Linked DNA regions of Mus musculus: regions 1 and 3 are each linked to region 2. Evidence: chromatin loops called from intact Hi-C (ENCODE). Cell type or tissue: heart. All regions are shown on one strand. Links, peaks and the distances in the headings refer to the core of each region. The heading gives the core; the rest is flanking DNA. Region 1 holds the start of Zyg11b (zyg-ll family member B, cell cycle regulator). Region 2 holds the start of Cpt2 (carnitine palmitoyltransferase 2). Region 3 overlaps Zyg11b (zyg-ll family member B, cell cycle regulator).

The links. Peaks named below come from ENCODE experiments on the same cell type or tissue, not always from the same donor. Only the 100,000 strongest peaks of a DNase experiment are listed, where the experiment ranks them.
Region 1: a loop joins it to region 2, with 2.6 times the contacts of the local background. A loop is called at or near these places in 3 of 42 quality-filtered maps.
Region 3: it touches region 2 in a loop (2.2-fold over the local background); 3 of 42 quality-filtered maps call a loop at or near these places.

Annotation. Positions count from the first base shown.
Region 1 is chr4:108,295,569-108,306,519 of GRCm38, reverse strand. Zyg11b (zyg-ll family member B, cell cycle regulator) reads left to right here and starts at 5,430. Exons shown (of 14, transcript NM_001033634.3): 1 at 5,430-5,629. The coding sequence starts at 5,600. In heart, for the core only: a CTCF peak has its summit at 5,550; a DNase peak (open chromatin) is centred at 5,419; H3K4me3 peaks cover 2,211 bases; H3K27ac peaks cover 1,662 bases.
Region 2 is chr4:107,918,020-107,928,970 of GRCm38, reverse strand. It overlaps Cpt2 (carnitine palmitoyltransferase 2), which reads left to right and starts at 5,382. Exons shown (of 5, transcript NM_009949.2): 1 at 5,382-5,656. The coding sequence starts at 5,505. In heart, for the core only: a CTCF peak has its summit at 5,225 (motif pointing left); DNase peaks (open chromatin) are centred at 5,370 and 6,810; H3K4me3 peaks cover 2,055 bases; H3K27ac peaks cover 1,662 bases.
Region 3 is chr4:108,283,698-108,294,648 of GRCm38, reverse strand. The region is part of intron 1 of Zyg11b (zyg-ll family member B, cell cycle regulator); the gene reads left to right. Among named protein-coding and RNA genes, the nearest start is that of Zyg11b, 12 kb to the left of the region's middle. In heart, for the core only: a CTCF peak has its summit at 3,324; no DNase peak of the experiment used is centred there.

The DNA of each region.
Region 1 (10,951 bases), core at 2,177-10,176, 380 kb before region 2:
CAATATTTTTATTTCATTTTTTTCTTTACATTTTAGTTTATCTTGCTGAATAGTATGTTGTATAGATTCATATCAAAAATTTCTAGGTAGTTAACTTCGTACTGTGACACCCAATACAATTTCACCCTTTCCTTTTCTTTTTTTCTTTTTTCTTTTTTTTTAAGATTTATTTATTTATTTATTATATGTAAGTACACTGTAGCTGTCCTCAGACACTCCAGAAGAGAGAGTCAGATCTCATTACGGATGGTTATGAGCCACCATGTGGTTGCTGGGATTTGAACTCCTGACCTTTGGAAGAGCAGTCGGGTGCTCTTACCCACTGAGCCATCTCACCAGCCCCTCCTTTTCTTTATTGATCCGATATTCTATCTTTTTATTTGTTTTATTTTGTTTTTGTTTTCAAGACAAGGTTTCTCTGGATAACATCCCCAGCTGTCTTGGACTGGCCTTGTAGACTAGGTTGCCCTCAAACTCAAGAGATCGGCCTGCCTCTGCATCCTGAGTGCTGAGATTACTATGCCTGGTTGATATTCTATCTTGATCATGTTATTTCCATGTACATTGGTTATATTTTTGGACTTCCTAATTTGTTTCACTGACTACATATCAACTTTAGCTTCATGCTCCAAATTCTGTTGTTGTTTTCAGACAAGATTATTGTTGTTTAATTTTTTGTTTGTTTGTTTGTTTTTCAAGACAGGGTCTCTAGCTCTGTAGTCTCTAGCCTTGAACTCAGAGATCTGCCTCCTTCTGTCTTTAAAGACCTGTGCCACCACTGTCCAGCCTTTCAGACAAGATCTTACTGTGTAGCCCCAGACAGTCTAGAACTCATAGTATAGATGAGGCTGTCCTGGAATTCACAAGGATCCCACTGTCTCTGCCTTCTGAATGTTGGAAATAAAGGAGCTTGCCACCATACTTGGCCATTTTATTTATTTATAGACAAGGTCTTGGCTTTTTATAGCCTAGGATGGCCTAGAACTTATTAAGTACCCTACCGAGTCCTGCTTGGCCATGTGGAAGGGATGGTGTGACATGGTTTCCTGCCTCTGGAACAGAGCCAGCAGGGCATGGGCCTTCACAAGTGTTGACAGTTGCCGGGCATGAGGCTTGTTTGTATTAAAAGATATATGTTTTACTTCATGTTTCTCCTTTGGGAAATATTCTCCCTGTCAAGGTTATCGGGAAGGGTACTCTCTGCCAGCCAAAGTTAACTACTTCATGATAATCAGAGACAACATGAGTCTGGGAGAGAAGGATGCAATATAAATTGTTTAAGGAGCTTCACAGATCTAAAGGATGAGAGGCAGCTGAACTGTGAGACATTTTGTCAGAAAGATACAAAGGCAGGCAGATTCCTGAGTTCAAGGTCAGCCTGTGACAGATTGAATTTAGGTTCAGGCATGGTTGGAATGGTAATCTCAGGATGGGATCCCACCCAGGTAGGTTATTGTCTGTGCTTACAAAGACAGTTCTCTGAATTCATTTGTCCTGTCTTGTCTTGTTTTTTTTTTTTTAAAGATTTATTTATTATATGTAAGTACACTGTAGCTGTCTTCAGACACACCAGAAGAGGGAGCAAGATCTCATTATGGATGGTTGTGAGCCACCATGTAGTTGCTGGGATTTGAACTCAGGATGTTCAGAAGAGCAGTCAGTGCTCTTAACTGCTGATCCATCTCTCCAGCTCCCTCATTTGTATTTTTAAGAGTCAAGGGGCTAAGGTCATGTTGGGATAATCTAGAGGGAACCTGGAGTAAATGACTGAATTGATATGCAAATAAAAGACTGGACTTTTGGTCAGCATGATGGGAGGTAGCAGAGATTGATAGCAGTTCTTTTTTCAGAATGTTTTCTATCAAGAGCTGAGCTGTTTGAAAATCTCTGGAGAATGAACATATTTCTCTTTAAGATTAAAAAAAAAAAAAAAAAACAAGCCGGGCGTGGTGGTGCATGCCTTTAATCCCAGCACTCGGGAGGCAGAGGCAGGTGGATCTCTGAGTTCGAGGCCAGCCTGGTCTACAGAGTGAGTTCCAGGACAGCCAGGGCTATACAGAGAAACTCTGTCTCGAAAAACCAAAAAAAAAAAAAAAAAAAAACCAAACAGGATTTCTGATTTGGGTCAGAAAATCCATGAAGGGCGAACACAACTCTTTTAGAATTTTTCATAGAATTTTTTATAACTGGATTTCTGACCCTGGTTGGAAATCCCAAGAATTACTTAGAGAGCTAACACAGCTCTTTTAGAATCTTTTCTAGAAAACCCAAGAACTTTTTTCAGAGTAGCTTTTCTGATTTTGGTCAGAAAACCCATGAGCTACCCAGAGAGCTTTTAGAGTTTTTTCTGGCAAGAGAGAGGTGTTTCAGGAAAGATCTCTCTCAAGCAGACTACAGAGGAGTTATCTACAGAGAGCTGCTTAAGGGAGCCGTCTGGAGCAGACTACAAGGCTGCCAGCTTGCACCAAAGATTTCACTTCTAGTCAGTCTTTTGCTGCTCCCAAACACCCCTTTCTCAAGACCCCCAACCAAGCTGAGAGGAGGGATAGGGCTGGTGAGTACAGTGGTGGGTGCTTGCCGTACTTCTCAGCCTGCTGACCTGAGTTTGATCCCTGGGTTCCACATGATGAAGGAAGCCAGCTGTCAAAGGATATTCTCTGACTTCCATTCTCCATGTCACACACGTATGTACCTGTACACACACACACACACACACACACACACACACACACGGTGGAACACCATAAAGAAAGACACCTTATATTAACCTCTGGCTTTCACATGGGCATATGAACCTGCACACACCATATATATAAAGAAAAAACAGTGTAGTGATATACAATTTTAATTTCACTTTGGATGCAGAAGTAGATGGATCTCTGTGAGTTGGAGGCTTGCTTTGTCTTTATAGTGGGCTCCAGGTCAGCCAGAGCTAGTAAGACCCAACAAAACAAAACACCATCATGTGGGCTGGACATGCTCAGTGGTGGAACACTTGCCTAGCATGTCTGTCTGACCTGTCTAGGACTCAGTCCCGACATTCACACACACACACACACACACACACACACACACACACACACACACACACACACCTGATCTACAGTGTAGTTCAACTAATTTAAATTCATTCCTGTCTAGCTTGCTAATGAATGCCTCCTACTTTTCTAACTGCTGGCCTGGCTGCTTCCCCAGCAGTGTACCCCAAATACTTGCTGTTTCTCTTGGCCATGAGCTCATGAGCCATCTCTTTTCATGGCAGCTTCTTCTTCCTCTTCCTCCTTCTTTTATAAAAGAAATATTTATTTTATGTATATAAGCACATTGTAGCTGTCTTCAGACACACCAGAAGAGGGCACCTGATCAGTTTACAAGATGGTGTAAGCCACCATGTGGTTGCTGGGAATTGAACTCAGGGCCTCTGGAAGAACAGTCAGTGTTCCTAACCACTGAGCCATCTCTCCAGCACCCCCCTTCTTCCTTCTCCTTTTCTTCCTCCTCCTCCTCCTCCTTCTCTCTCTCTCTCTATGTCTCTCTCTCTGTCTCTCTCTGTCTGTCTCTTCCCTCTCATTCTTCTCCTCTCTCTCTCTCTCTCTCTCTCTCTCTCTCTCTCTCTCTCTCTCTCTCTCTCTCTGCAAACATCAATCAGCCAGGTAACTCAAAACTTGCCTACCTCTAATCCCTCCAGTAATTGGTTGTACCATTTTTACTTAACCAATAGCTTTAAGTTAAGGAACAAGGTTTGCACAACAAACGCTGGTAAATGAGAGAATTAGTACAGAATTTAGCATCACAATACACAGCCTCCCACCAAACAACCATCACTAGAGTAATCAAATCCACAGAGATTAAAAATCAGGACTATGCTAGCTTTGGGTGTGTCTCAGTAGTAGAGAGCTTGCATAGCGTGTGTGAGGTCATCAACTTAATACCCAGCACTGCTGCAACCTCCAACAAAAGGTAGCACAGTACTTGCCAAGGGACAGTGAGAAAGAATATAGGGATAGACATTCAGTTTTGCAAGAGCGGCAGAGTCTGAACAACTGAGGATGTTGCCCAAGAGGAGAACACTTGCACAGCATGTGCAAAGCCTTGTAGTTAATTCCCACTACCACAAACACGATGGAAACAATCAAGTGGCAGCCTTCTGGAGTGCCTGTTTGGCGATGGCTTCACCAGTACTTAATCCTGCCTGACCTGTATACTTGATAGTGATTAAAATGGAAGATGGTCCAGTGGCAAGAGGCTAGGGGGTTAGGTCTCCAGAAGTGTGCGCTCTGGAGAAACAGTGACACACTTCCTCTAACAAGGCTACTCTTCCTAGTATCACCAACCACCATGGGCCAGGCATTCAAACACAGGAGTCTATGGGGGCCATACCTATTCAAACCACCACAGCAGAGAAATGGAGAGTTGAAGCATACCTGGACTACATAGTGAAGGCTAGCCTGGGCTACAGAAAGGAAAAAGTATACAAGTGGAGTTATAGGTAGTCTGGAAGTCACTGTCAGTGATGGAAACTTATATAGATGTTCTGTTTTGTCCATTTACTTTGTCAGTGATTTGAAGGCAAAAATGATTAGTTAAATGAGCATGAAGAAGGAAATATCGGAGGCCTGAGAAGAGGGACTTGAAGTAGCTACCTAGAGGGTGGAAAAATATAGCATAGCTAAACACCATTTACATAAGATCAAAAGAAGGCAGCCAAGAGATGGCTCATCGGTTAAGAGCACTGACCCCTCTTCCTGAGTTCAAATCCCAGCAACCACATGGTGGCTCACAACCATCTGTAATGAGATCTGATGCCCTATTCTGTGCTGTCTGAAGACAGCTACAGTGTACTTGGATATAATAATAAATAAATCTTTAAAAAGAAAAAAGAAAAGCAGGTTAAAGAGGGAAAGCTCCATAGTCAAAATTGAGATTGTGGGGCCCGAGGATGTGACGCAGTAGCAGGCAGAATACTTGCCTAACATATGCTATGTGGAGGGACTCTTTCTCACAAAACAAAACGAAAACAACAGCAAAACAACATCATGTAACAGAATGCTAAAATCACTAAGAACGTTGACAACAAAAATTAATGACTAAAAAAAAAAATTAATGACTATGAATCAGAAGTTAAGTTTTGAAGAATGAGGGTAAGCGCTGCAGTCTTCTGGAGGTAAGATTTAAAGCTCTTCCAAACGGAAAGACTACAGCCTCGTCAGAGGGCGTTGGCCCCTTTAAGGGCTGGCGTTTGAGAATGGAGTCTACGCCGGGACGGGGCGGGGTCTTCAGGGGGCGGGACCACTTTGGGGCGGGGCGAGACATGCAAGGGAGAGAGGGGCGGGACTTCTAAGGGGCAGGGCGCGGTAGGCTCAGGGAGAGGGGCGGGACCTCGTGCGGGGGGGCGGGGCGCAGCAGGCGCGGCGAGCGAGGCGGAGTCTGTGTTTCGGTCAGGTTGCGGCAGCGGCTGCTGTAGTTCAGAAGAGCGAGGCCGAGGCCTGGGCCCAGCCCGGAGCCGCTGCCTGACCCGAGCCTCCTGGAGCCCCCGAGCCGGCTGATCTTAGCGGCGGGCTCGGGCTCCGCCTGCCACCGCACGCAGGACCGAGGCTGCATGCCGGAGGACCAGGCCCACGCAGCCATGGTGAGCTAGCGCGGCCTGCCCCCCACCCCCCGCAGGGTGGCCCGAGGACGCCGGGCAGCCGTCTCACCCTTCTTCCTGCACCCTCCCTCTGTCTCCTCCGGCTCGCGTTCCCCATCCACCAGTAGGAGCAAACCTCTTTGGGAGACATCCCTTAATCCCCCTTCTTTCCGGTGACACCCTTTTGTCCCCCGGTGACAGCCTCCTTCGCATTCTCCTCGTCCCCCCTTCCCTGTCTTTAACCCTCCCCTTTCTCCTCAACCATTTTAACCTTTCTCCTCTATGGTCGTTAGTCACCCCCACCCCCCACTTTTCCTTCCCACACTTTGCTTCCTTTCCCTCCTCGACCCTCTTCACCATTTTATCTCCGGCGCCCCCTCTTCCCCTTGGTCCTCGACCATCCGCATTTCCTCTGCCCCTTGTCGGATGTCCTCCGTCGCCGGCTCACACATCTGTCCCCATTTCCTTGTGCAGGTTTCAGAGGGCTAAGCAGGAGCAATTGGAAGGCAATTGCTACCCGGGAGCTGTTGGGCGGGTACATACAGATTAGTAACCTTTCTTTCTCCGTTCTGTTTTGGAGTGGGGAAGTGAGGGGAGATTGGCGGTATGGAAGAATAGTCTGGAAGCTTTACTACTTAGTGTCATTGCAAAAACCTGAGTGGGGTGTGTTACAGAGTACATCCTGTAGCCTTATGTGATTATCAGGCCTTTTGACAGAAATAGCCAAAAAGGGTTGTTACATTTTTATTTTGAATGTGTTTTCATGTGGAGTTACCGTTAGGGAAATTAAAAATCTTTTGTAATTTGCAGGCTTGACAGTTGTTGCTCAGAGCACATGATTTGTTTTTGTTAGGAGGCAGAGACCAAGGGCATTTGAGGTCTGAATATCAGCCTGGCAGTCAGATTGTGACAGTCTTTCGAATACCTTCCTCCGAAAGGTTGTATTTGTCCTGTCCTTTCTGTCCTTTCTTGGAGAAACCCTTTCTTTGCAAATTTTCCTCTGCTTCAAAATGGCTGTGACTACAGTCCCATTTTTAAGTGTTATCCGCGTTTTGCTGTGTATATATTGAAAGCATTGTTCTATCCTATACAAAATAAATGTTGATCTCTGGGAGGAAATAATACATTCTAGTCAAAAAGACTTGTTGATAATCATAAGTTCCTAGGTTGTATTTCCCTCCATCTGACTTTTAGGAAGGTAACCTACCGTCTGGTGTTTAACCGGGAAACACTCCCTCGCTCCCTGACTCTGCTGATCCTCCATTGTCTTTTCCCAGTGACTGCCTCTCACTTGTTCCACTGTTACTGTGTGCTGTTCTGTTCCTTCCCAAGGAGAGTCAGAGTCTGGAAACAACTGGGCCTTACTTAATTCCCTGAGTTCCCAGTGCCCAGGTCAGGTAGACTCTTGAATGGTTTGATTTATGATCTCATTTCCCCACCTGTCAAGTGCAGTCTTCCACTGAAATTTGAGGCACCTTGCAGACTACTCAGGGTGAGTTGAAGCGTCTTTTGGTGCAAAAAGGAGTAGAATAAGATGTAGTGATGATTCTTTTCAGACTAGAGAGCCATCCTGCTGGAGAAGGTACCAGGCTGTTAGACTTTTGGAAATGCAGGCCTTTCCACGGAGACTGAATGAGTTATTCAAAGGATGGGGAGTCAAAGGCGTGATTTGAGCTGGGCCTAAAAGATGAATAGAATTTATGTGGCTCATTTGGGAAAGAAGAAGAAAACTTCACTTTAAGTGTGACTGGGAAGAGATTTAAGATCGGCTGTGAAAGTCAGGTGCTCCTCTAGGCCCAGCACTGGGGAGGCAGAGACAGATGGATCCCTGGGGTCAGCCTAGTCTATAGAGTTCCAGAAGAGCCAGGGCTGCACAGAGAAACTGTTCTCTGGGGGAAAAAGATTTGTAGTGAAGGATGACATGTTTACTACCTGGAAGGATGGAAGAAATAGGAGGTGTAATAGCTTGTGTGGTGAGAAAGATACTGTCTTAGTCCATTTAGGTTGCTATAATAAAATACCATCAGCTGGCTAGCTAATAAACAGAAATTTTTATGAACTTTGGAGCATAGAAAATCCAGGGATAGGGACCACCACATTTATTGTTTGAAAGGGGCTGGCTGCCTTCCTTCCTTTCTTTTCTCCTCCTCCTCCTCTTCCTCCTCCTCTTCCTCTTCCTCTTCCTCTTCTTCTTCTTCTTCTTCTTCTTTGTGTGTGTGTCTGTGTCTGTGTGCACACGTGCAAGCTCGAGCACACTCATGCACATGTATATGCATGCATGCATGTGTATGTGTATGTGTGTGGAGGCCAGAGTTGGTTTTTTTTTTTTTTTTTTTTTAGCTTTTTGGATTTTTTAAAAAATATGAGTAATTTGCCTATGTATTGCCTATGTATATGATGTGTGCTACATGTGTGCCTGGTGCCTGCGGAGGTCAGAAGAGGGTGTCAGGTCCCTTGGAACTGGAGTTACATGCATGGTTGTAAGCCATCATTTGGGTATTGGGTATTGAGCCTTGGTTCTTTGAAAGAGCAGCAAGTGTGCTGAACTCCTTATTTATGTAATTTTCTGAGACAGGATCCTTTCCTGAGTCTAAAGCTTGTCCATTTGACTAGACTGGCCTGGTCAGTGCGCTCCAGGACTCTGCCTGTCCCTGCCTCCCAGCAACAGGGTCCCAGGCACACATTGCCATGTGACACATTGCCATACAGCATTTGTACTATTATTTCACCAACCCCTCCTTTTTTAAACCTCACTATGTAGTGGAGGACGGTCGTGAACAATCCATCTGCCTCAGCCTCTCTAGTGCTGAGATTTTGGATACATGCCACAATATCTGGTTTATGTAGAGCTGCATATTGAACCCAAACCCTTGTTCATATTAGGCAAGGACTCTGTCAGCAGAGACATCCTGAGTCCCCCTTTTTTGTTGAAGGTAGTCTTGTTACATAGCTCTAGCTTGTCGTGTACTACTGGCTGGTCTCAAACGGAAGGGTGTCTTACTGCCACAAGCCTCCTGAGTGCTGGCATGCATGCACCGCCATGCCCTGGTTCATAGACGACATGATTCCCCTGATTCTTCTGTGATGGAGGAGCAAGGCTGTTCCCTGGGCTTTCTTCTATATGAAAGCACTAGTCTCATTCAGACAGTTCTGTCTAGTTGATCTGACCACTTTTCTGAAGGCCCCTCCTCCTTATGCATCATCTTACAGGCTAGAATAGGTATTTAGCATATGAATTTGGAAGAAACATATTCAGACCATAGCAGATAATTGGGCATTATTGTGTTTTAAGCTTCATATTCAACTAACTAGAGTTGTTCTTGCTTGTTAAATATGTATACCAGTAAGTATGTGGGAAGGGTGAAGAGGGAGAATACTGGCCCATTTGAGCTGGAGATTACTTTTATGTTTTTCTTGCATAGTAGTTTAATATATTTAGTAAATAGTTAGATAATTGTTACAAAGCTTCATATATATTTTTCAAGTGTTATGGTGCATTTTGAATACTTGATATATTTAAGGCAGAGCTGACTGAATCAGGGAGGGTGTGCTGGGCTGGCTACCTCTCCTCTAGGGTTTGATTTTTGAAGTCTGGGGTTGAACCTGAGAGTTGTGTTTCTCTCAAGAACTCTTGCAATGCTGATACTTCAGATTTGAGATGCAGCCCTGACCTTTCACTCATCCAAGTGTTTCTGGAGTGCCATCTGACTGTGTTTGCATGGGGAATATGGTAGACTGCAAAACAGGTGTGGTCCCTGCCTTCTCATATCTTTATGTATGTAGAGCAGTTTTAAATGTGAATGGTTTTAGCATACTTAAAAATGTGCCACAGACTTGGTAGAATCATGGAATGTGATAGTCATTAGCGGCTTTGGAGACGATCCTTGTCTCAAGTAGAGAATTGAGGAATTAAATGATAAGAGTTGTGTTGTGAAGAGACCAGTGTGGTCAGGAGGGACCACATGTGCACTTGACTTTCCTTCTAAGAAATTCAGGAAAGCCTGATGGTCTTGCCTACTTCTCAAAAGATGAAAAACAAAATAACAAAAACTCCTGGGTCATACCCATCTCTCTTAGCAGCTCACAGAATATATATATATATATCTCAGAAGCCATCTTTTTTATTTCTAGCTGTTATTATTGGTTAGAGTCTGTCTCATCTTCAGAGTATACAACATTGATGCAGAGGTTGGTTTTTACCAGCTGCTAAGAACGAGACATTATTGTGTAAGCACTTTGGTTACAGTTAATCCCAGCACTCGGGAGGCAGAGGCAGGCGGATTTCTGAGTTCGAGGCCAGCCTGGTCTACAAAGTGAGTTCCAGGACAGCCAGGGCTATACAGAGAAACCCAACCCAACCCAACCAAAACAAAAAGACAAACAAAAAGCCTCTCCCACAAAACAAAACAAGACAACAACAAAAAATGGGCACAATGGAGCACTCTTTAATCCCAGCACTCCAGCATTCAGGAGACAGAGGCAGGAGTATCTCTGGGAGTTCAAGGCCAGCCTGGATTATGTATCGAGTGCCAGGTCAGTCAGAACTACATAGGAAGACCCTGTCTCAAAAACAAAAACCACTGGAGGGAATAGAGTGCTGAAGAGCAGTTGATGTCCTTCCGAGGGACCCAAGTTCAATGCCCAGCACCCATATTGGGTGGCTCACAGCTTCTGTAACCGCAGCTCCAGGGACTACCTCTGGTCTTTACAGACACCAGCATTTACATGCACATACTCACACTGACATACATAATTAGAAATAAAAATAAAAAAAAAAAAGAAGAAGAGGGGATATTGGGAGGAGGAGGAGAGATAGGGACAGGGAGATGGAGGGAGTAGAGGGAGGGCCAAACAAAACTAAAAGTATAATAGTTCCTTAAAGGGGAGAAATCACTTAACGGTTCAGGGTGCTTTTGATGCTGCTCCAGAGGACTTGAGTTTGGTCCTCAGTATCCACATCTTATGGCTCACAATGGATGTGATGCCCTCTTCTGGCCTCTGGCTGCTCTAGGCACCTGCACTCACATCCACATATTCACAGATGGACACACATAATTTAAAATATGTCAGAAACAATATAATAGCTTGAATATGAAGTGTCTTTCACCTGCTCTTGTGTTTGAAGTTAACTGACCTGGGGAAATGCATTGCCTCAGGGCAGGCTTTTTTGAGTTACACCTGGCTCAGGCTTTAGCCCTTTGCTGTCTAACTGCTGGTGGGATTGGTGGGATTGGTGGGATGTGACAATTGCCATTCCCACATGGAGGAATAGATGAACAGTGAGCCAGAATGAATCCTTCCCTTTAGTTGTTTTTGTCAGGTTGT
Region 2 (10,951 bases), core at 2,047-10,046:
GAGACATAGGTCTAACAAGTGCCACTTCCTCTTTTCCAGGGCTTATCAGCATGTTTCTTACTGGCACCCATCATGGTATTGTGGAGTCCTGAGGAAAAACACTTGCATATCTTCGCCCCCATGTCAGCAAGAGAGCAGGTGACTGCCATTGTGATGTTAGGAGCTCTCTCCATTGTACCAATGACAGAGGGGCATTCCAGGGCAGGAAAGTCCAGTATTTATAGGCAAGGCTTTATCCCTGATCATCAAAGGTGAGGAAGTTTAGGTGAAACAGGGCTCTGCCTGGGCTAGGTGAGGTCACATTTGGACTCTGGGAAGGTAAATTGAGTCAGCAAGTCCTTTAGAGTCCGAGTGGACCTTTCTACTATCCCCTGGCCTTGAGGGTTACAGGGAATCCCAAAAGTATGGTTAGTCTCCTATGAGGCAGCAAACTCATTGAATTGTTGAGAGACATAGGCGGGGTCATTATCTGTCTTCAAAGTCCAAGGCATACCCATAATCTAACATAGCAGATTTCATAGCTTTGATGGCATGGGAGGCTGTTTCTCCCACCAAGGCCACAGCATATACAAAGAAAGAGCAAGTATCTACAATAACATGTACATATCTAAGATTACCAATAGGTATAGTAAGTCACCCATCTGCCACATAGCATTGGAGAGTAATTCTCTTGGCTTGACATCTCCCCAATTGAGGGACTCCAATGGTGCAAATGGGGTGCAGGTGGCACAAGATCTTGCAAGATGTTTTTGTTGTTTCATGGATAATCTGGCAAGAGCTTGTGTAAGTTTTGTGGGGAAAGGTGAAATTGTTGATGCAGTGCTCTCACCTGTTCCAAGAGCCCCTGGTCAACAGTCATTATCATTAAGTCAGTCATATCCCTGCCCTTAGCCAAGATTCCTGGCAGCCTGGAGTGGGATCTGATGTGAGAAATGAACCATGGTGCCCTATGCTCAAGGGCTCCTTAAGGGATTCATAGGGACATGTATGGGGTGATTCTGATCTTTTATGTAGAAGAATGATAGCGTTCGAACAACCTGTACTGCATATTGGCTGTCAGAAAATATATTAACAGGATCAGCCTGACAGAGTTCAGAGATCCTCAGGAGCCCTAACAACTCCCCTCATTGGACTGATCCAGGGTTTGGAAGGATGTGAGTATAGCCTTAAAGCCTGGTCTCTGTAGTAAAATCCGTGTCTTTGTTTGTTGGCATTTGAGAAGGCCACAGTGCCTTAGGGATCAGGCTAGAACTGGATAGGCTGTAGGGCTTAATTTCAATAGGTAAATGGGGAAGGGCCATCAGATGGTTATCTGGGGTGGGTGGTTATCGAGAGTGTCCTGGAAGCCTGCCATCATTTCGTGACAACTAAGGGAATCTGCTCATAAAGACTGAGAGTGTGGCTGGAGCGATGGCTCAGCGGTTATGAGCACTGACGGCTCTTCCGGAGGTCCTGAGTTCAATTCCCAGCAACCACATGGTAGCTCACAACCGTCTAGAACAAGACCTGATACTCTCTTCTGGTGTCTGAAGACAGCTACAGTGTACTCACATATAATAAATAAAATAAATCTTAAAAAAAAAAGACTGAGTGCTTAAGAGAAAAGGGACTGTATTGTCTTATCAGGTTCCTTATTATAAATTCTCACCAAGCCCCTCACCTTAAGAGCAAGTAAAGGCGATTTCATATTTGGAGGTGATCTTATGTATTTCTGAGTGATCTTGGTGCAACTACATGAGGAGGCTATTTTGCCACAGGGCCCCTAGGAGACCCTCCATGGTCCACATAGTTATTGCCAGCAAAGGCCTCAAAGGGTTATGTCTCTTAAGGCAAGACAAGCAGGTTATTACCTTCTGCAGGAGTCTCTTAGCATCCTGGGTAGGGATGATCTTAGCTGAGGGGCTTTCAGGACCTTCCAATAGTGAGAAGAGACTTCTCATCTCTTGATTGGGGGTCAGGAGAAATGGCTTTACCCAATTCATAGTCCCATACAGCTGTTGAAGCCCCACGAGGGAGTAGGTCTGAGAAATAGAGAAGTCAGGGGTCTAATCTGCTTAGAAATGGAGAATCCCAGAAAGGCATATGGGGGCACTGAGTTTTTGGGGGGAGGGGGCACAACCCACAGATTAAGCTCTTCTCAGTCTTTCAGGAGCTGTGAGGTAGTTCCTTGTGAAAGAGATGAATCAGGATGTGCCAGCATAATATTGTCCATATAGTGGACGATCAAAATAACTTTTGGGGTGCAGGTGGCACAAGATCTTGCAAGATGTTTGCAAGGCCTGTAGTGCCTCAGTCACATAAGGCTGGCAGATGGTGGGACTATTTTTCATTCCCTGTGGGAGAACTGTCCATTGGTGTCTCCTAGCTGGGTTTTGCATATTAGGTTCCCACACTGTAAAGGCAAAGCCACATCTGTCCTAGGTGCCAGGGGATTTGGAAAAGACAGCCCTTGATCTCCATCACTAGCCTGTGACAGAAGGGTGGGAGGGCACCAGGATGAGGCATTCCCACCTGAACCATCCTCATTTCTTCCATTTGTTCATTGATAGCTCTCAGATCTTGTAAGAGTCTATATTTTCTTGACTTCTTTTTTTTTTATGACAAAGATGAGGGTCTACTGGTCAAGGGTTCTATGAGACCAAGTTTAAGTTTTCCCTCAATCAGTTCTTTGAGAGAGAAAAATTTTGGTTCAATGATTGGCCATTGATCTACCCAGATATTGACATCTGACAGCCAGGCCAGCAGTATGGGGTCAGATACCATGATGGAAGGAGGCTCTGGGTGGGCAGTGTCCCTTAGGATTGGTGGTGATCCCCTTTAGGAGGCCAGTTAGGCCCAGTTGTTCATGTTCCACAATGTCATCAAAGAAGGCCTGATCGCCCATTGTAAGGATGACACCCATGTCCTCTAGTACGTCCCTGTCCCAAAGTGTTTGAGGGACATCTGCAACAGTGGAATCCCATCTAGGCGTACAGTCATCATGGGTGAGTGTGGAAACATGGGGAGAGTCCAGTAGACAGTGGGCCTGCTTGGTTAAGTTCCCCCTGCACTTAGGGTTCTCCTTTAACAACCATACTGTCATGCAGTGTTTGTTCTAGGTAAAGCCTGGTGGAACTTGGCAACTCAGGACTCAAGCCCAGCCGATTCTAGGTACCACTTTCTCATTTCTTTGACTACTTGGCTGTTTACTTATGCTGGGTTCGGTCTCCCTTTACCAGCTGGATCTTTTCGTTGAAGTGTGAACTCTTTCTCCTCCTCTCTAGTTAAAGTCTCTTGTTTCTAAGAACGTTCACTTTGATGGCTTTTGTGGCTCAGTCACTTTTGTGGTGCGCCACTCAAGGGACGACAGTATCCCCACAGGTTTCAAGGTTTTGAAAACTACTAGGATTTGGAGACAACTGATCTTTTGTTTTTGAGACAGTTTCTCTGTGTAGCCCTGGATATCCTGGAACTCACTCTGTAGACCAGGCTGGCCTCGAACTCACACAGAATCGTTTCCCTCTGCTTCCCAAGGGCTGGGATTAAAGGCCAGCATTCCTGGCCTGACAAATGAACTTTTTCAGAAAGGATTTTATATTCTTCCTATGACACTCTACAGTACAGACAAGAGATTCTGATACTTTGAATTTGGGCCAGATAGGTCTGTTCTCAAGGGAGGAAAATTAGAAGTTTGGTATTTTTAAAATTTTGTTTTAAAATTGCCATTTTATTATGTTGTGTGTGGAGGTCAGAGGACATCCTTCACAAGTCTGTTCTCCTTTTCCACCATTGTGTCTCAGGGACTTAACTCAGATCATCATCAGTGCCAAGGACCTTACTCCCTGAGCCATCCCACCCGTCAACATCGAATCAATTCTCAGGCCTCCACCTTCCCAGTGCTGGGATTACAGGCATGCACCACCATATTTGGTTGGTTTATGTGATACTAGGGATCAAACCTAGGGTTTCATGCATGCTAGGCAAACACCCTGCCCACTGAGTTACATCCCTGGTTCCCACTAGCTTTGAATTCTGTGCTTAGCTCTTCAGTCAATGAAGAAAAGTTCTTCAGTATGGAGCTGGTAAGTGAGTTTCCTGTTTAACTGCTGGTCATCTAAATAAGGACAGAGCCCGAGAAACAAACTCAGGTCCCCTGAACTCCAAATCCAGTGCCCTTTGGGATGTGTTCCAGCTCATGGCTCTGCCTACCTACTTATGGAACAGACAAAATGTACTTGGCTGCTTCAGATCTACAGGGTCCTGACAGACAGCTGGAGCTAAAGGAAGGTTGTGTTTCCAGAATGGAATTCTGTTGTGCTTCAAGTGAGAATAATTCACTATGTAAAATAAGTGGTAGCAGAACCTATTACTTCTTTAGCTACAGATGAGGCAGAGACCAGAGGGGTATGGTATATGTTGCTTGCCTGTGGTGGTTTAGCGATGGATGGGGATGTTCACGTTCAAGAATCTTTGAATTCCTGAAAAGTTTGGGACTTCAGGACCCATGTGTGCTGACAGGTAGCCTCCTACGGTGGACTGAGGCTAAAAGACACCCAGAACTAGAGGACAAGGGTTTCCTCTTGGTAGGGAACCTGTTTTGTTTTTTTCCTTTGAAATATTCAATCTGAAAAAGGATGCTCATTTCTGGTTCCTGTACATTCTTTTTCCTTCCTTCCTCTTGTTTTGATTAAGACACAGTCCCGTGTAGCCCAGGATGGCTTCCAACTCGCTATGTAGCTGAATATAGGCTAGAATTCTTGACACTCTGCCTCTGCCTCTCCTTCAGATTACAGGCATGCACCCCCAATTTCCAGTTATACATTTTTAATAATATTTTTATTAGATATTTTCTTTACATTTCAAATGCTATCCCGAAAGTTCCCTATCCCCCCCCCACCCCACCCCACCCCCACCCCCCCCCGCCCCGCGAAGCCACACACTTCAAAGACTTCAGGCTTGGGGAATGCTACACGGACCTAGTATGAGTAAAGTATTCTGCCTAACAAATTATATTGGTGAAATAAGTATGACTATTGTTCAGTAAATCTAGAACTGTGGAGGCGTTTGTTGATCTTGTTCTCTACTTAGAAGACAAAGGTTTGAAATGTTCTTGGTCTCTAGAGACCAAGCCTTGACAAGGATAGGTCTGCCAAATGCCAAGTTTCAGCGTTTCTTTTTTCTCTACTTTTGATTTCTATCCAGTTCTGTGAAAGGAAAAGAGGTTAGCTTCAGAGTTACATGCCTGCCACCTTCGGGCAAGAAGCTGGGCTTACTATAGTTTAGAGACCGCTTCCGGCCCAGGTGGGCGTGGCCGCCTCTTGGGCGTGGCCACGATGTGGGCGGGCTCTGGGAGAGGCCAAGTGTGGGCGGGGCCACCGCCTATCGGTGCCCGGAAGTGCCCCTGTGGGCGGAGTTGAACTGGACGTTAAGTCTCTACGGGTGTCCCGGGCCTGAGGGCAGCGGCCTGCTTGCTCGGGAACTCCCTCAGCCACCGCGTCCTCAAGCCGCCATTGCCGCCCGGGACGATGATGCCGCGCCTGCTGTTGCGTGACTGGCCCCGGTGCCCCTCGCTTGTCCTGGGAGCCCCTAGTCGGCCCTTAAGTGCTGTCTCGGGGCCCGCCGAGTATCTGCAGCACAGCATCGTACCCACCATGCACTACCAGGACAGCCTGCCCAGGTGAGCCCAGCCTCCTGGCCCCGGCCCAGACCCGACTCCTGGTGCTTAGGACTTGCCCTGAACCTCCGGCCCTGGAGGCAGTCACATTCCCCAGCTTGGAAAGCCTGAGACTTTGAAAATTCCCTGGCTCAGAAGATTCAGAAACTTTAAAGTCTCCTCCGCAACCCTCCCGTCTACAAGTTCATCTTGAATCCTACAAACTCCTGCCCGCTCCATTAATCTTTCAGACAGCTATCCTGAGCCCTACACACTTAATGCCTGAAAATCACCCGAATCCTTTCTACTAGGGTGGTCAATTCCTTGTTTTGTTTTGAGGGTTTGTGTGCCCTAGAACTAGCTCTGTAGACCAGGATGGCCTATTAGAGATCCTCTTGCTTCTGCCTGTAGAGTGCTGAGATTAAAGATATAGGGCACCCCCATTGAGGGAGGATAGCCAGTTCCTAACATGGGTCTCCCTCGGGTCAGTGTCCCCTATTCACCTTTACCTGTTGCTGAGAACACCCAGCCCACTCCTCTTCCAGTACCTGTTCTGGTAGTGTCCCATCGTTGCTGCAAGCACATCTTTATCCTCATTTTAGCATTCTCCATCTTCTGCTCCATCTTCTAAGGTCAGCCTTAACCTAGAACTTTTTCATACCCACCAAACCTTCCTCAGCACTCTTTCGGGTGGTCCCCAACACCTCACCCACACTACCTGACCTATTCAAACAGCCCTAATAAGTGTTCCTCCATGTCCGTCACCCCCTGTCCCCAATACCCAGTACTTCCTTAAATCTGGAGTCTAGTTTTCTCGTTGATCTCTCAGCTTTGTTCTAGGTTGCCAGAATAGAAATTACCTTCACTCTAAGCCAAACCTAAATTGTCTTTGCATTCATTGTTTATTTCCCAAACCAAGCTCCAAACCTGTTTCAAATCCCCCTCACTGTCCTGGCCCAGCTGCCAGTGATCCTTCCTGCTCCATCCGGGAAAAGACACACATTGTACCATGGTATTGTTCCCTGCTGTGGGGTTTGTTTTCCTCCGTGTCCAGCAGTTATTTAACCCAGTGTCATCTGCCCACCGTGCCTTCTCAGCAAGAACCCAGTGTGCTTATGTGTGAGACCAGCTACAGTGAGGTTATCTGAATTCAGCAGGACGGAGGGGGAAAGAGAAAGGGACTTTGCTATTGCAGGATGAGGGTGTGACCTGGCTTCTCCAGACAGCCTGTGTGAGCTGCATTAATATGTAGGGGAAAGGTGAGGGCTTGGGAAAGAGAGTTTTCATTTGCTGAGTCAGATGGGCACTGACTTTCAGGCAGGCCTGTGCCTTACCCAGGTTTAAGATCAGGTGGACTGTCGGTAGTTTAGAATTGGAAAACTGTAAGAATATTCAACATAGTTTAGTCTTGTCCACAGCACAAACGTCTGTAAGATCCTGGAAGTATAAATAATATTGCTTGTCAGGTGTAGTGGCAGGTTCCTGGAATTATAAATACTATCACTAGTCAAGGGTAGTAGTGCATACCTTTAATCTTAGCATTCAGAAGGTGGAGGCTGGCTGTGAGTTCAAGGCCTGCCTCATCTATATTGTGAGTTCCAGGATAGCCAGAGCTACATTTTAGAACCTGTCTTGGGAAAAAAGCCAACGAGCCCCTTTCCTCCAAAAACAAAACCAACAAACAAAAAACAAACCAATCCACCCTACTACTGTATGCTCTCATGGAGCAGCCGACGTTCCTGGTGCTTCATCGTGAAGTGGGAGTTAGATGAGAGACTTTCTGTGTCAGCAATTCCGAGCTAGTAAAATATACTCTCTCTCGATGTCACACTTGGCAAGGAGCCCTAACCTTGAGGTCAGGCAGAACTTCGTTTCTGATGTGTATTTGCCATTAGGGCTGCAGTTTTGCAGTTAAAGAGCCACAGTCCTCAATGAGGTGAATGGCAACACAGCTCTTTGGACTGACTATTAGGAGGCCCTTGGGATAAGGAAACCATTGCCACACCCTCTGTTCCTCCTTATCACTGCTTCATTTTAGCCTCAGTGGCCTTGGACTCTGTCTAGAAGGAGCCCTGGAATTATCATCTGCTTAAACTTTTTCAGGTGCTGTGGGTTTTGTTCTTGTAGATACTGAGAGATGCATATCAGGGGTATAGAGAAATGGCTCAGTGGTTAAGAGTGATCGCTGCTCTTGCAGAGGACTTGAGTTCTGCTCCTAGTACCACATCCAGTGGCTCCCAATTGCCTGTAACTCCAGTTCCAGGGAGGAATTAGAATTAAACACGCCATACAAAGCCCTTGTGCAGGTTTGGCACAGAATACTCAGTAGGCATTCATAAGCATGGTAACTGGAACAAGATGGCAACTGATGTGCTCTGTCAGTGACTTAATGTTACGGTGGGTGAGGGAAGCCCCATAGAGGAGGTGACACTGATCTAGAATTTGACGTTTACCAAGTGGGAGGAAGAACAGAGCTGCACATCAGGAGAAGGTGCTGAAACAGTGTTGTACATAGAGAGGTCGAGAGGTAGACATTAGCACAGAGCTACACCATTTAGGCCTTGCTGGTTTGTGGCTGGAATGGTTAGTGGGGAGAGACCTTCTGGGGAGTTGTATTAGATCTACAGTGGAACCATGATAATAAATGCCAGTTATCTGCTGCTTCTCATTTAACCACCTACAGTGATAGCTGGTGTTCAAACCAATGGGCACCTTCTGTAGGGAACCCATGTGGGAGACAAGAGTGGTAGTTATTAGGAATAAATAAATCAGAAACCAAGTTCATCTGACCTCAAGGTCAGGGCTCCTTGCCAAGTGTGACATCGATGAGTGTCAGAGAGAATATATTTTACGAGCCCAGAATTGCTGACACACAAAGTATCTAACTCTCACTTCAGGATGAGGGACCAGGAAAGTCCCTCTGTTCCATGGAGAACATAGAGTAGTAGTGTGGATTGGTTTGTTGTTTGTTTGTTTGTTTTCAGAGGAGGGGGCTGGCACTAGGGTAGAAACTAATTTCTGAGCTCCAAAGGCATGTCTTCTAGGCCAGACTTCTTGTTTTCCAGAATAACTTTATTCCTAAATGACTCTTGTGAACACTACCCCAATTATAATTAGATCCTATAGACAGAGAAGGCATTTTATCTGTGTTCTTGCAGGAAGAATGCCAGAGTCCCTGCTTTGGGGGTGCAGACCGGGTATGGGAGCAGGTGACTCAGTAGCTTACACAGGAGATGAATCTGCCCAACATTTCCCCTTCATCTTTTTTGTTTGTTTGTTTGTTTGTTTGTTTGTTTGTTTTTTCAAGACAGGGTTTCTCTGTGTAGCCCTGGCTGTCCTGGAACTCACTTTGTAGACCAGGCTAGCCTTGAACTCAGAGATCTACCTGCCTCTGCCTCCCAAGTGCTGGGATGAAAGGCATGTGCCACCACGCCCGGCCCCCTTCATTTTTATTAGGGCAAATGTCTGTTAGGTAGGGATGGGGTGGGACAGGAAAACACGAGAGGTTAAGACAAAGTTGCTGTGAGCATCTCTCTCTCCAGACCCTGGCTCTACCTCTTTTGAGGCCTGATGAATCACCAGAGCTCTCCTGTCTTGATCTTGTTACTGAGAGGATGGTTGGGGAACACTATTAAAAGAAGATTGTTATTATAAGAGTCTTTGTACCTGTTGCAGAAAGTCCAGTTAAACTGGCTCAAGTAACGGCATCTATGAGCTCACACAGGTTTCCTGAACCCACGCCGGTGCTGTCTTGCCTTCCTGTTGAGCGCTTCACTTATGTGATTTCATTCTCAAGCCGGCTTTCTCTTCATGGTTGCAGAGAGGCAGCCAGCACATAAAGCATGGCTTACACCCATCTCTTGGTGACCAAAGACAATGAACATTGTTTGCTATTTCCTAGAAATTCTTAGTCCTGGCTTACTGGTTTTTCACTGGGTTGACAAAGATCTGGCCAGGAGGCTGGAAGCCAACATTCAGGGTGGGTCTTCCCACCTCATTAGCCTATGAAAATTCCTCATAGGCATGGCTGCAGACTGCCCCAACTTAGACAGCTCTGTAGCATGAAATAATAAAAGGGCAAATCCATGCTATCACCGGTAGGCTCCCACAGGCTGGCCGACCTGTTCTAATCTCGTGGAGACTCTCTGAGTCAGCTCCGAAATCTCTCCACCCAGCTCACTAAGTTCCCACTGGCAGGTTGATACCATGCCAACCCCGTACTTCAGAATTTCCACAGCCTTTTGGGGTGCACTTCTTGCAAACCCACACTTTGCTGCTGTATCTTTCTCCTGAAACCCAGTTGATCCTCCTCGTGAAGGAAAACACCACACAAACTTAGTTCAGAGTCAGTGGCAACTCAATTGCTGGGCGCAAGAACTAGAATCCTAATCTTGTAAGTCATATTAAATGTAAATCCTCAGGTGGCGAATCCATTGAAATTACTCCCAGGTGATTCTAGCCTGTGTCAAGTTAACAGTTAAAAACAGTCCTTACAGGCCAGGCAGTGGTGGGGCACACCTTTAATCCCAGCATTTGGGAGGCAGAGGCAGGCAGATTTCTGAGTTTGAGGCCAGCCTGGTCTACAGAGTGAGTTCCAGGACAGCCAGGGTTACACAGAGAAACCCTGTGTCGAAAAACCATTCAAAACAAAACAAAAACTGTCCTTACAACAAGACAGTCTGGGTGGACTAGTCTGATAGCCCCAAACATCCCCCTGTCTCCAGCTACATCTCATGCTAGCATTGCACCCATATGCTGCCATACTTGCTTTTTAAAAAGTGGGTTCTAGGGCCTCAATCTCAGGCCCTCCTGCTTAAGCACTTTACTGATCCAGCCTTTTTGCTGCCCAGAGTTCACTGTTTTCCAGTGTATCATTTTTAGCACATGCACAGCACTGCAGCCATCACTACTGTCAAATCCAGTTTATCATCCTTCCCCTCAAAGCCTGCCCTTGTTAGACACATCCCACTCTGTCTGCCTCCCCTTTGTAGCCCCTGATCTTCCTTCTGGAAGGTGAATTCAGGATTATTGGATGGCAACTGTCAGACATTTTCCAGCATGTCATCTATAAAGAGAATAAACTTGCAGTTGGCAATAACCTAACGATTCTGATTTCACTCCATCTGTGCTTGGAGGAACCATAAAGGTCGCAATGGCCAAATTAGAGCAATAAACTGTTGCAGTTATACATACAGTCCTGAAAATACATGAATGTTTAGGATGAGGAGGGAGGGAAGGAACACATGATGATGTCAAAACCCACAGGATAATTGGAGAGTTTCTAGCTGTATCTTCTATATGATAACAATTTCAATTATC
Region 3 (10,951 bases), core at 47-8,046, 370 kb before region 2:
TGGGGCTCAGGGATTGAGCTCAGGACCCAAACTCAGGTCCTTAGGGACAAAGGTTGTAAATCTTTCAGCAAATGCCTTTACTTAGTGATTTAAATTGGAGGAAACCATGTAAGAAAAATAAATTGCAAGGATCTAGCATTCCACTTTTTGGCTAAGTGTATTTTCTGTAGTGACCTCACTGTGCCATTGGCAGGGCAGATGGCTGATACTATTGTTGGAATTTTGCTTACCAGTTCTCAGTTTCTTATAAACTGCCTTTAGGGATTTATTAAATTAGTAAGCATAGTACACCTTTAATTCCAATGTTTGGAAGATACAAGAGGACCTCAAGTTTCAGGTCAGCCTGGACTACCCATGTCTCAAAAAACTCAAAGTCTGGAATGTCGCTCAGTCTTAGAGTGCTTGGTCAGCATGTGCAAGGCCTGGTGTCAGCTTCCCCAGGACCACAAAACAACTAATGATACATTTCCTAAAGTCATATATTCACTAGAGTTCTTGCAAAAGTCATGCACTAAAGCATTACCGTTTTCTAACTTTATTACATTTTTGTTGCTTTTTAAAACTTGTTTTGTTTTGGTAGCTGGGCACACAGCTCTCTTGGAGGTAGGGGCAGGCAGGAATTTCTGTGAATTTGAGAAAAGCCTGATCAACATATTGAGTTCTAGGCCAGCCAGAGCTACACTACCTGTCTCAAAATAAAAATTAAAAAAATGTTTTGTAGCATTGAATATTAAACTCAACTTTTTTCCAAGGCAGGTGTTCTACCTCTGAGCCATGTTCCTGTTTCATGGATTGCTGATAACATCTTTATTGTCCTATATTAGCTGAGTATAGATTATATGAAGTATTAGTCATCCTGTAAAAATATACAGACAAATCACACTTACATATAGGGAAGCGAAGGATAACTTTAACGATGTTCTCTTAGCCCTGGCTGTCCTGGAACACAAAGCTGTACCTGCCTCTGACTCCCAAGTACTAAGATGAACGATGCTGTCCACCACCCAGCTTAACAGTGTTTTTTACTTTTTTGAGACAGGGTTTCTCTGTGTAGCCCTGGCTGTCCGAGGAACTCACTTTGTAGACCAGGCTGGCCTCGAACTCAGAAATCCGCCTGCCTCTGCCTCCCGAGTGCTGGGATTAAAGGCGTGTGCCACCACACCCGGCAACAGTGTTCCTTTAAATCATTTATTTGTTTAGCTTTTATTTATTTGGAATAGAGTAAGTAGCAGGGTGTGGATAGGTGCTGAGGAGGTCAGAAGGGTGTGCAGATCCCATGGAGCTACAGTTACAGGTGGTTGTAAGCTGCTCAGTATAGGTACTAAGAATGAAACTCAGGTCTTTAGAAAACAGCAAGTACCCGTAACCACTGGGCTGTCACCCGGGACCCAATATTCTTCCTTTTTCTTTTTCTTTCTTTTTTTAAAATTTATTTTATTTATATGAGTACACTGTATCTATCTTCAGACACACCAGATGAGGGTATCGGATCCCATTACAGATGGTTGTGAACCACCGTGTAGTTGCTGAGAATTGAACTCAGGACCTGGAAGTCAGTGCTCTTAACTGCTGAGCCGTCTCTCCAGCCCCTCTTTCTGCTTTTTCTTTCTTTCTTTTTTTCTTCTTTTCTTTTCTTCATCTGAAAAGCTGGATGCCATGGCTAGCCCCTGCTCTCCTGGTCCTGGGAAACAGAGGTGGGAGGAGCACCAGGCCTTTCTGGCAAGGGCATCTGTCTGAATGGGTGGGCTCCAGATTCAGGGGGAGACTCCGCTTTTCTTTTTTTCTTAAATAAAGTGGAGGAGTTTTTAAAGTGAGATTTTAAAAAAAATGGGGTATAATTGAATAAGAATTTAAGGAAAGGAAAAAAGATTTCCAAGAAGGAGGGACAGTGAGGGGATTCGTTAAGTAAGGGTACTTGCCACTGAGCCCGATGGCCTCAGTCTAGTCCCTGGGACTCACATGGAGAGTTCCAGGCAAGGCAGGGCTACATAGTAAGAGCCTTTTCTAATACCAACACTGTCTGCTAAGATGACTTAGCTGGTAAAGGCGCTGCCGTGCAAGCTTGGCAATCTGTGTTTGATCCCAGGAACCCCTGTAAAGCTGAGACTGACTCTAAAGTTGTCCTGTGACTTCTGCACAGGCAGTATGGTACATGCATCCCCCACTCCATACACCAAGCAGAATATGCAACAATAATAACAGGCTGATGTGGGCTAGTTAGTAGAGTGCTTGTAGGAAGTTTTGAGTTAGATTTCCTAGCACTTAATAAACTAGATGTGACGGTGCATACCTGCCCCAAAACAACAAAACCCAAAGGTTTTGGTATGTGTGATAGCACACACCTTTAATTAATCTCAGTGCCAGGGATTCAAAGGCAGGCAGATGTTAATGAGTTTGAGGTTCTTGGTCTACAATAGAGAGATCCAGGATAGCCGGTGATGCATAGTGAGACCCTAACTTTAAAAACAACATATTGTTTCCAAAGGATAGGTACAACAATTTTATGGCTCTGATGTATGCTGATAAATACCTTTCATGAAGCACTTTGAAGGAGAATATATATGCTTTTAGCATTTAAAGATTTCTTTGGGAACTGGGAAGATGGCTCAGTGGGTAAAGGGTCTGCTGTGTAAGCATGGGGGCTTGAGTTCAGGTACTTCACACTCATGTCAATAGCTGGGCACAGTGCTTTGGGCTTACCCTGGTACTGTAACCCTGGAGGAGATGGGTAGGTCCCTTGGAGTGTATTGGCCAGCCAGTCTAGCAAGTTGATGGCTGTTTTGTTGTGTTTTTGTTTTTCAAGGTAGAGTTTCTCTGGGTAGCAGCCCTGACTATCCTGGAACTCTTTCTTTAGACCAGGCTGGCTTTGAACTTAGAGATCCACCTGCCTGTTTCCCACATGCTGGGATTAAAGGTGTGTGCCACTATCACCTGACCTGCAAATTGATATTTTTTAGGCTTAGTGTCTCAAACCTAAGATGAAGGGGAATCAAGGAAGACACAAGATGGCAGCCTCTGTCCAGACACACACACACACACACACACACACACACACACACACGCACGCACGCACGCACGCACGCACGCACACACACACACACACACACACACGTTTCATTGACCAGCTGTGGTGCCACTGAAGCTTTTATACTAATTGTGATGAAGACTGTAAGGCCTATAAAAATTATCCTACAGTAACTGAAAATGTAGAAAGAGAGAAAGGTTGGGGAAAGCAGTCATTAGAACACTTAGCATATAAGCAAGAGGACCAATTTGGATTCCTAGAACCCACATAAGGGCTGGGCTTCAATGGCTCACCTGTAATCCCAGCTTCAAAAGATAGAGGGCCGAAGGTCCCGCAGCCGTCTGCCTAACCAGACTAGTCTCATCGGTGAGCTCTAGGCTTGACAGGGAGACCCTGCTTCAAAGAATAAGGTGGAGACTGTTTGAGGAAGATCCTGATAGTCAGCCTTGGGCCTTTTTTTTAAAGGTTTATGTTATTAGACGCGTTCTCACGCCCGGCCAGGAAGAACACCACAGACCAGAATCTTCTGCGGCAAAACTTTATTGCTTACATCTTCAGGAGCAAGAGTGTAAGAAGCAAGAGAGAGAGAAAACGAAACCCCGTCCCTATTAAGGAGAATTATCCTTCGCCTAGGACGTGTCACTCCCTGATTGGCTGCAGCCCATCGGCCGAGTTGACGTCACGGGGAAGGCAGAGCACATGGAGTGGAGAACCACCCTCGGCACATGCGCAGATTATTTGTTTACCACTTAGAACACAGCTGTCAGCGCCATCTTGTAACGGCGAATGTGGGCGCGGCTCCCAACATCTCCCCCTTTCCTTTTAATAAGAGCAAATAGGCCACCCATATTAATGAGAGTGGAGATAGAGGTCAAATCCCCAGTGTGTAGGTAAAGGAGCCATGTACAGGATTAGCTCTTAGGCTCACAGGCTTTTACCCAGAGCAACCCTGACCTGCTCCCGTGTCGTTTTGCCTGGAGAGAAGGACACTTGGACACTCAACCTTCTTGAAAGATGACATGTCTCCCTAGAATAGGCTCATATATGCCGCAGAGCCTTTCTACTGCAGTGCTTAGCCGTGCAACTCTCTCGGGCTGCTGAAGCACACTCACTCTATCCCGTGCAATGAGACTAGCCTCATGAGATGTAAGAGCTGAGTGGCCAGCGACCTATTGCCTAAGCATAGATAACCATATATCAGGGGGAGCACCATGTTCTAGAGCTGCAAGCGCCTGGGCAATAACCACCTTGTCTCTCCTAGTTTAGGCCTTAAGCTTACAGACCAATCAAAGAAGCAACACTAATCCACAGCAAAGTGTATCTCCAAATAATATCAATCCCACCCATTCTTTAAAGAAAGAAAATGCTGAGGAGATCCAATTGGGTAATCCTTTGGTCAGGGACAGGTCCAAGCGCGTGGAGTTGACCTGAAGTCTCAATTCCCGAAGGATCTGTTCAAATTCAGCCATCCAATTCTGTAACATATACTGAAAAAGACTTTTTGACAAATTAGCTGCCCTAGTAAATTTAACATACTGAATGGAAGTAACACACAATCCCGGAAACTTTTGTTTACACCCCAGCTGAGCTATTTGCCATAATACATCTAGTTGTTCCTAGACAAGATCTATGAGTTGATTAACCAGCATGAGACCTCTCTGTATCTTGACATTAGCTGAGGCCTGTTTATCTATGACTGTAGTCACTGAGGCTGACAAAGTGTTAATGGTGTCAGTCGTCTGGACCTGTCCAGACAGAGCCAAGGCTGTCTGAATCAAGGCTAAACCCAGTTCCTAGTTAGTGGTAAAAAAGCAGGAGAATACTTGAGCATTATACATCACCGTCATTGGGAGTGGAAATGTCGACATTATCCCCCAACGCTGCTCTCTTTTTATTATTGACGCCCTGGACATCACCAAGACGAGGGACATCAGTATTCCCTTGGTCAGTCTGGATTTTTCGGGTGAGTCTTTCTGGTATCCAAAATGGGTTGTCTTCATTCTGTGGGAAAACACAGATAGCTCCCCTGGATCTTATCAAAATAGGATCCGGGCCATACCATTTATTATCAAGGACATTTTTCCATTTAACCATCTCATTGGGCCTATCTGGCTCTGAACAATGACGTTCAGCCGCAGTATGGCCATGAGCATCAATATTTAAAAAATTGAGTGTAAAGAGTGCCAAAGACACAGACACTCTTGGTGCTTGGGGTAAAATCTCTTCAATTCCCCTCTTCTGTTTTATAAGATAGGTTTTGAGGGTGCGATGCGCACGCTCAACAATACCCTGTCCTTGAGGGTTGTATGGAAGTCCAGTCAGGTGGGTCACGTCCATCTGACGGCAGAACTGCTGGAATTTTTGAGACGTATAAGCTGGTCCATTATCAGTCTTAAGGAGTCTGGGTTTCCCCCAAGCACTCCATGCCTCAAGACAATGTTGAATCACATGTGAGGCTTTTTCTCCGGTTAACGGAGAAGCAAACATGATGCCAGAACATGTGTCAATGGACACATGGAGATATTGAAGTTTTCCAAAGGAAGAAACATGTGTAACATCCATTTGCCAGACCTGTAGAGGTCGAATACCGCGTGGGTTAATTCCCACATGAGGAACTGGCAAGAACTCACAGCAGCTTTGACATTGAGTAACAATGTCACGGGCTTCTTTTCTTGTCAAGGAGAAACGACTGCGTAATGTTTCAGCCGTCACATGAAAATTGTTATGAAAATTTCTTGCAGCCTCTACCGGGGATGATAGGGCAGCAGCCACCACTTTAGTGGCCTTATCTGCCAAATCATTTCCCAGAGCCATGGGGCCAGGTAGGCCTGAATGGGCTCTAACATGAGTAATATAAACAGGAAATCTTCTAGATAACAAAACTAATTGTATTTGCTGAAAAATATTGGCAACTCTACTGGAAGGCTTAATCACTCCAGCCACTTCTAAAAGATTTACTGCATTAACCACATAACAGGAATCTGACACAATATTAAGGGGTTCTAAAAAGGTTTTTAAAACTTCTAAAACCACTAAACATTCTACCACTTGAGGTGAATTTTCATTATATTGTTTGGATACCACTTTACCATTAGCCACATAGGCACCTATGCCAGTTTTTGATCCATCAGTATATACCACAATCCCATTTTTAAGTGGGTTTCTTACTGTTATTTGTGGAAACACAACAGATTGATTTTGGGCAAACTGTAAGATTGGATGTTTTGGATAATGGTTATCTATTTTTCCTGAAAAGGAGGTAACTAAAACTGCCCAATCATTAGATGTGGCTGCCAAGGTTTGAACCTGTGCAGCGGTATAAGGTACAATTAAAAGATATGGACTTCGCCCAAAGTGGGTGATTGCTGCTTTTAGACCTTTAAGGGCAAGCTGTGCAATTGCATCAGGATACCAATCTATTATTTTAGCTGGGGATACGTTTGGATGGATCCACAACAATGGCCCATTCTGCCACAAAACTGCAGTTGGCAATTGTGCTGTCTTAAAGACACACAAACTGAAAGGCTGCGAATCCTCAATACGTTGTAATTGTGCATTCTGTAAGGCTTTTTCCACTTTTTGTAAGGCCTGGTTAGCAGCTAGAGTAAGAGTCCTAGGGGAGGAGATATGAGGATCTCCTTCTAAAATACCAAACAAAGGCCTTAACTCAGCGGAAGGAATCTTTAAAAAAGGTCTGAGCCAATTAATATCTCCCAACAGCTTTTGAAAATCATTTAAGGTATGGAGGTGATCTCTTCTTATCTCTACCTTTTGGGGCACAATCTTATCTGGGGACACCACAGAGCCCAAGAATTGTCCTGTATCAGAAATTTGGACCTTTTCTGTGGCTATCTGTAAACCCCACTGACTTAAAGTTTTAAGTAGAAAAGGATATGCCTTTTGTAGCATGGTAAGGTCTTTATGGCACAGGAGGATGTCATCCATGTAAAGGAGCAAAATTAAAGAGGGGAATTGTTCCCTCACTGGCAAAAGAGCTTCTTGCACATAAAGTTGGCACATTGTAGGACTATTGGACATTCCCTGTGGTAAGACCTTCCATTGATACCTCTTATCAGGTTCCATGTGATTAATAGAGGGGATGGTAAAGGCAAATCTGGGCCTATCCCTTGGACACAAAGGTATAGAAAAGAAACAATCTTTAATATCTATAATAATTAAATTCCAGCCACGTGGTAAGGCGGAAAGTACAGGGAGACCCCTCTGTACTGGGCCAAATAAGTTCATTTGCTCATTAATGGCTCTGAGGTCATGGAGCAGTCTCCACTTTCCTGACTTTTTCTTAATTACAAAAATTGGAGTATTCCAAGGTGAGGTAGAGGGTTCAATATGGCCTAGTTTTAATTGTTCCTCTACCAGTTGAATCACAGCTTCTAGTTTTTCAGAGGATAGGTGCCATTGAGGAACCCACACTGGGTCCCCTGTTTTCCATGGTATGGGTCGTGCTGCCCCAATGGCCGCTAAGGAAAACCCAGACCCTGTCTGTCTTGGTTTCCATTAGGTGAGATGGGCTCTATCCTTCCCTGTTCTTGATGTCCTAACCCTTTTCCTTCTTTATAACCCATCTTTGCCATGATATTTTTTGCTTTAGTTGAATACCCTCCCGATGGGGCGTTTTCATTGGACAAAATAAGGCCCAAATGCTGCATAATATCCCTTCCCCAGAGGTTAACCGGGAGTGGGAGCACATAAGGTATGAATTTCCCTTGCTGTCCTTCAGAGGATTCCCACGTCAAGGCAATGGAGCTTATAGTGGGACATGATTGATAACCTAGGCCCTGTAATGAATGAGATGACTCTGTGGTGGGCCATGCTTTGGGCCACCAATGTGTAGAAATTATACTTTTATCTGCTCCGGTATCAAGGATGCCTTCAAACTCTTTTCCGTTGATCTTAAGGCAGAGCTTAGGTCTATTATTCAAAGATACAACCAAATAGGCAGAATCATTTCCTGAGGAGCCCATTTTCTTTATCTCAGGTCCTGCAGATTTTTCCCTGGTATTATCAGGGAGGAGCAGCAGCTGAGCTATCCTATCTCCTTTACTAATAGAAAAAACGCCTTTAGGGCTTGAGCACAGGACCTGTATTTCAGGGGAATGTTGACAATCCATAACTCCAGGGTGGACTACTAAGCCCTGCAAGGTGAGTGAACCCCGGCCGAGAATAAGGCCCATGGTTCCCGGGGGCAAGGATGGTATAGGCTCCACTGGCACCGGCTGAATACTCATTTGAGGCATTAATAGGAAGTCGGAGGCGGCACGCAGGTCCACCCTTGTGGGTCTTCCTGGGTCGCCTCTCTGACTGCTTCCTGGGTCCTGACAAACCGGTTCCCATATCTTTGAGGGCCCTGGGACCGAGGGCCCGATGACCCGTTTTTTGGCACATCAGTTGATTGACTATCAGGTGGGGGAAGAATTCTGCCCTTTATATCCCTCACAGAGCGACACTGGTCAGCTCTATGATAACCCTTGCCACACTTAGAGCAAAGAGTGAGAGTCCCTCCCTGTTTATCTGGAGCTCTGCAATCTTTCTTAAAATGCCCAGGCTTTCCGCAATTAAAACATGTCCTCTGATCATTTCTGCCCATGGAGCGGTTCTGAGATTGAAGGATGGCGGCCGCTAAGCCTGCATTGGTGAGAGGTCCCCCAAGCTCTCGACAGACCCTGAGCCAGTCTTGTAAGCCTTTGTTCTTTCTTGGGGCTATGGCCGCTCGGCACTCCTTTGTGGCTTGCTCATAGATTAGCTGTTCTACCAGAGGCGCGGCTTGCTCTGAATCTCCAAAAATACGCTCTGCTGCCTCTGTCATTCTGGCCACAAAATCTGAGAAGGATTCCTGAGGTCCCTGGACAACTTTTGTTAATTGACCAGTGGTTTCACCTGCTCGGGAGAGCGCCTTCCAGGCCCTAATAGCCGTGGAAGAAATCTGGGCATAAGCTCCCCAATGGTAGTTTGTTTGATCAGCAGAATAAGCTCCCTGACCCGTTAACAAGTCAAAAGTCCAATCTCTCTGCTCTGGAGTCAAAGCAGCTGCGTTTGCTCGGGCCTGCGCTTGTGCAGTTTCATGCCAAAGAGCTCTCCATTCCATATATTTGCCCATACTAGGGAGAGCGGCTTTTACAACCGTTTGCCAGTCAGCAGGAGTTAGTGCCATGCCGGCGAGCCTGTCTAACTGCACCAAGGTAAAATTAGCATTGGTTCCGTATTTACGGACCGACTCGGCAAGCTCTTTAATTTGTAAGTATTCTACCGGAGCGTGGACACGCCCACCCTCGGCTCCTTCAAAGACCGGAAATGCCTGTTGTATTTTCCTTTGTTCCTCTCTGGGAATGAATGAGTCTGCGCACTGCCTCTCTGCGCATTGCCTCTCTGCGCAGGGCTGACGCACTACGCAGGGCGGGGACTCCGCATAGGGCGGACCTTGAAGCCGACTGCCCTGAGGCCAATCAGCAAACTGGCCTTCGCCAGCCGCTTTTGGCTTCCTTAACTGATTAGCTAGCACTTTACCTGGCTGGTACCCTTTTTTCTCATAATGAGCTGCTTCTTCCTCCCAGTCTGTTTCTTCAGAGGAGAATTCATCATCTGATTCAGAGCTACCAAGAGCTGGCTCCCCGAGCCCATCCAGCGATGAGCACAGGCTCCTTTTCCTAGAGACCTCCGCTAATTGATCTTTCTTCTTTTCCCTTTTTCCTCTTTTTCTTCTAATCTCTCTCCAGGTATTCCTACCTAACCTTAACTTTTCCTCGGGTTCAAGACCCTTGGAAAGGCCTGTATACTTATTTTGTGTACCATATTTCCTCTTTGTTCCTACTCTCTCTCCCCACTTTACTTCTGATAGCTTGTCCTGAATTTCCTCTAGAATTTTCAGCCCTATCTTAATCACTTGATAACATGTGAAAAGGAACAAAAGGGCTCCTAACACCAGAAAAAATTCAAGGCCAAACATATTCCACTTTACTTCTGATAGACTGTCTTGAATTTCCTTAGAAAGTTCAAGACCAGACTTACCTCGTAAAGCTGTACTCACTGGTACTCTCGTTCCCCAGCTGAAAAGTTCTGAATTCATACAGTTGAATCCTTCTTAACAGTCTGCTTTACGGGAACCTTTATTACCGCGACCCGCAGTTCTGGTTCTGGAATGAGGGATCTTCCTTGCGCCAGTCCCGAGTTTTTTCTCGTCCCGGAATTCGGCACCAATTGTTATTAGACGCGTTCTCACGCCCGGCCAGGAAGAACACCACAGACCAGAATCTTCTGCGGCAAAACTTTATTGCTTACATCTTCAGGAGCAAGAGTGTAAGAAGCAAGAGAGAGAGAAAACGAAACCCCGTCCCTATTAAGGAGAATTATCCTTCGCCTAGGACGTGTCACTCCCTGATTGGCTGCAGCCCATCGGCCGAGTTGACGTCACGGGGAAGGCAGAGCACATGGAGTGGAGAACCACCCTCGGCACATGCGCAGATTATTTGTTTACCACTTAGAACACAGCTGTCAGCGCCATCTTGTAACGGCGAATGTGGGCGCGGCTCCCAACAGGTTTATTTATTTAATGTATATGAGTACATACTGTAGCTGTATGGATAGTTGTGAGCCTTCATCTGGTTGTTGGGAATTGACTTTAGGACCTCTGCTTGCTCCAGTCAGCCCCGCTTGACCCTGCTTGCTCTGGTAAATTGTGCTTGCTCTGGTAAATCCCGCTTGCTCTGGCCCAAAGATTTATTATAAATAAGTACACTGTAGCTTTAGACGCACCATAAATGGGCGTCATATCTCATTAACAGGTGGTTGTGAGCCACCATGTGGTTGCTGGGATTTGAAATCAGGACCTTTGGAAGAGCAGTTGGTACTCTTACCCGGTGAGCCATCTCACCAGCCCCTTGGGCCTTTATGCATACAGACACACAGGCCTGT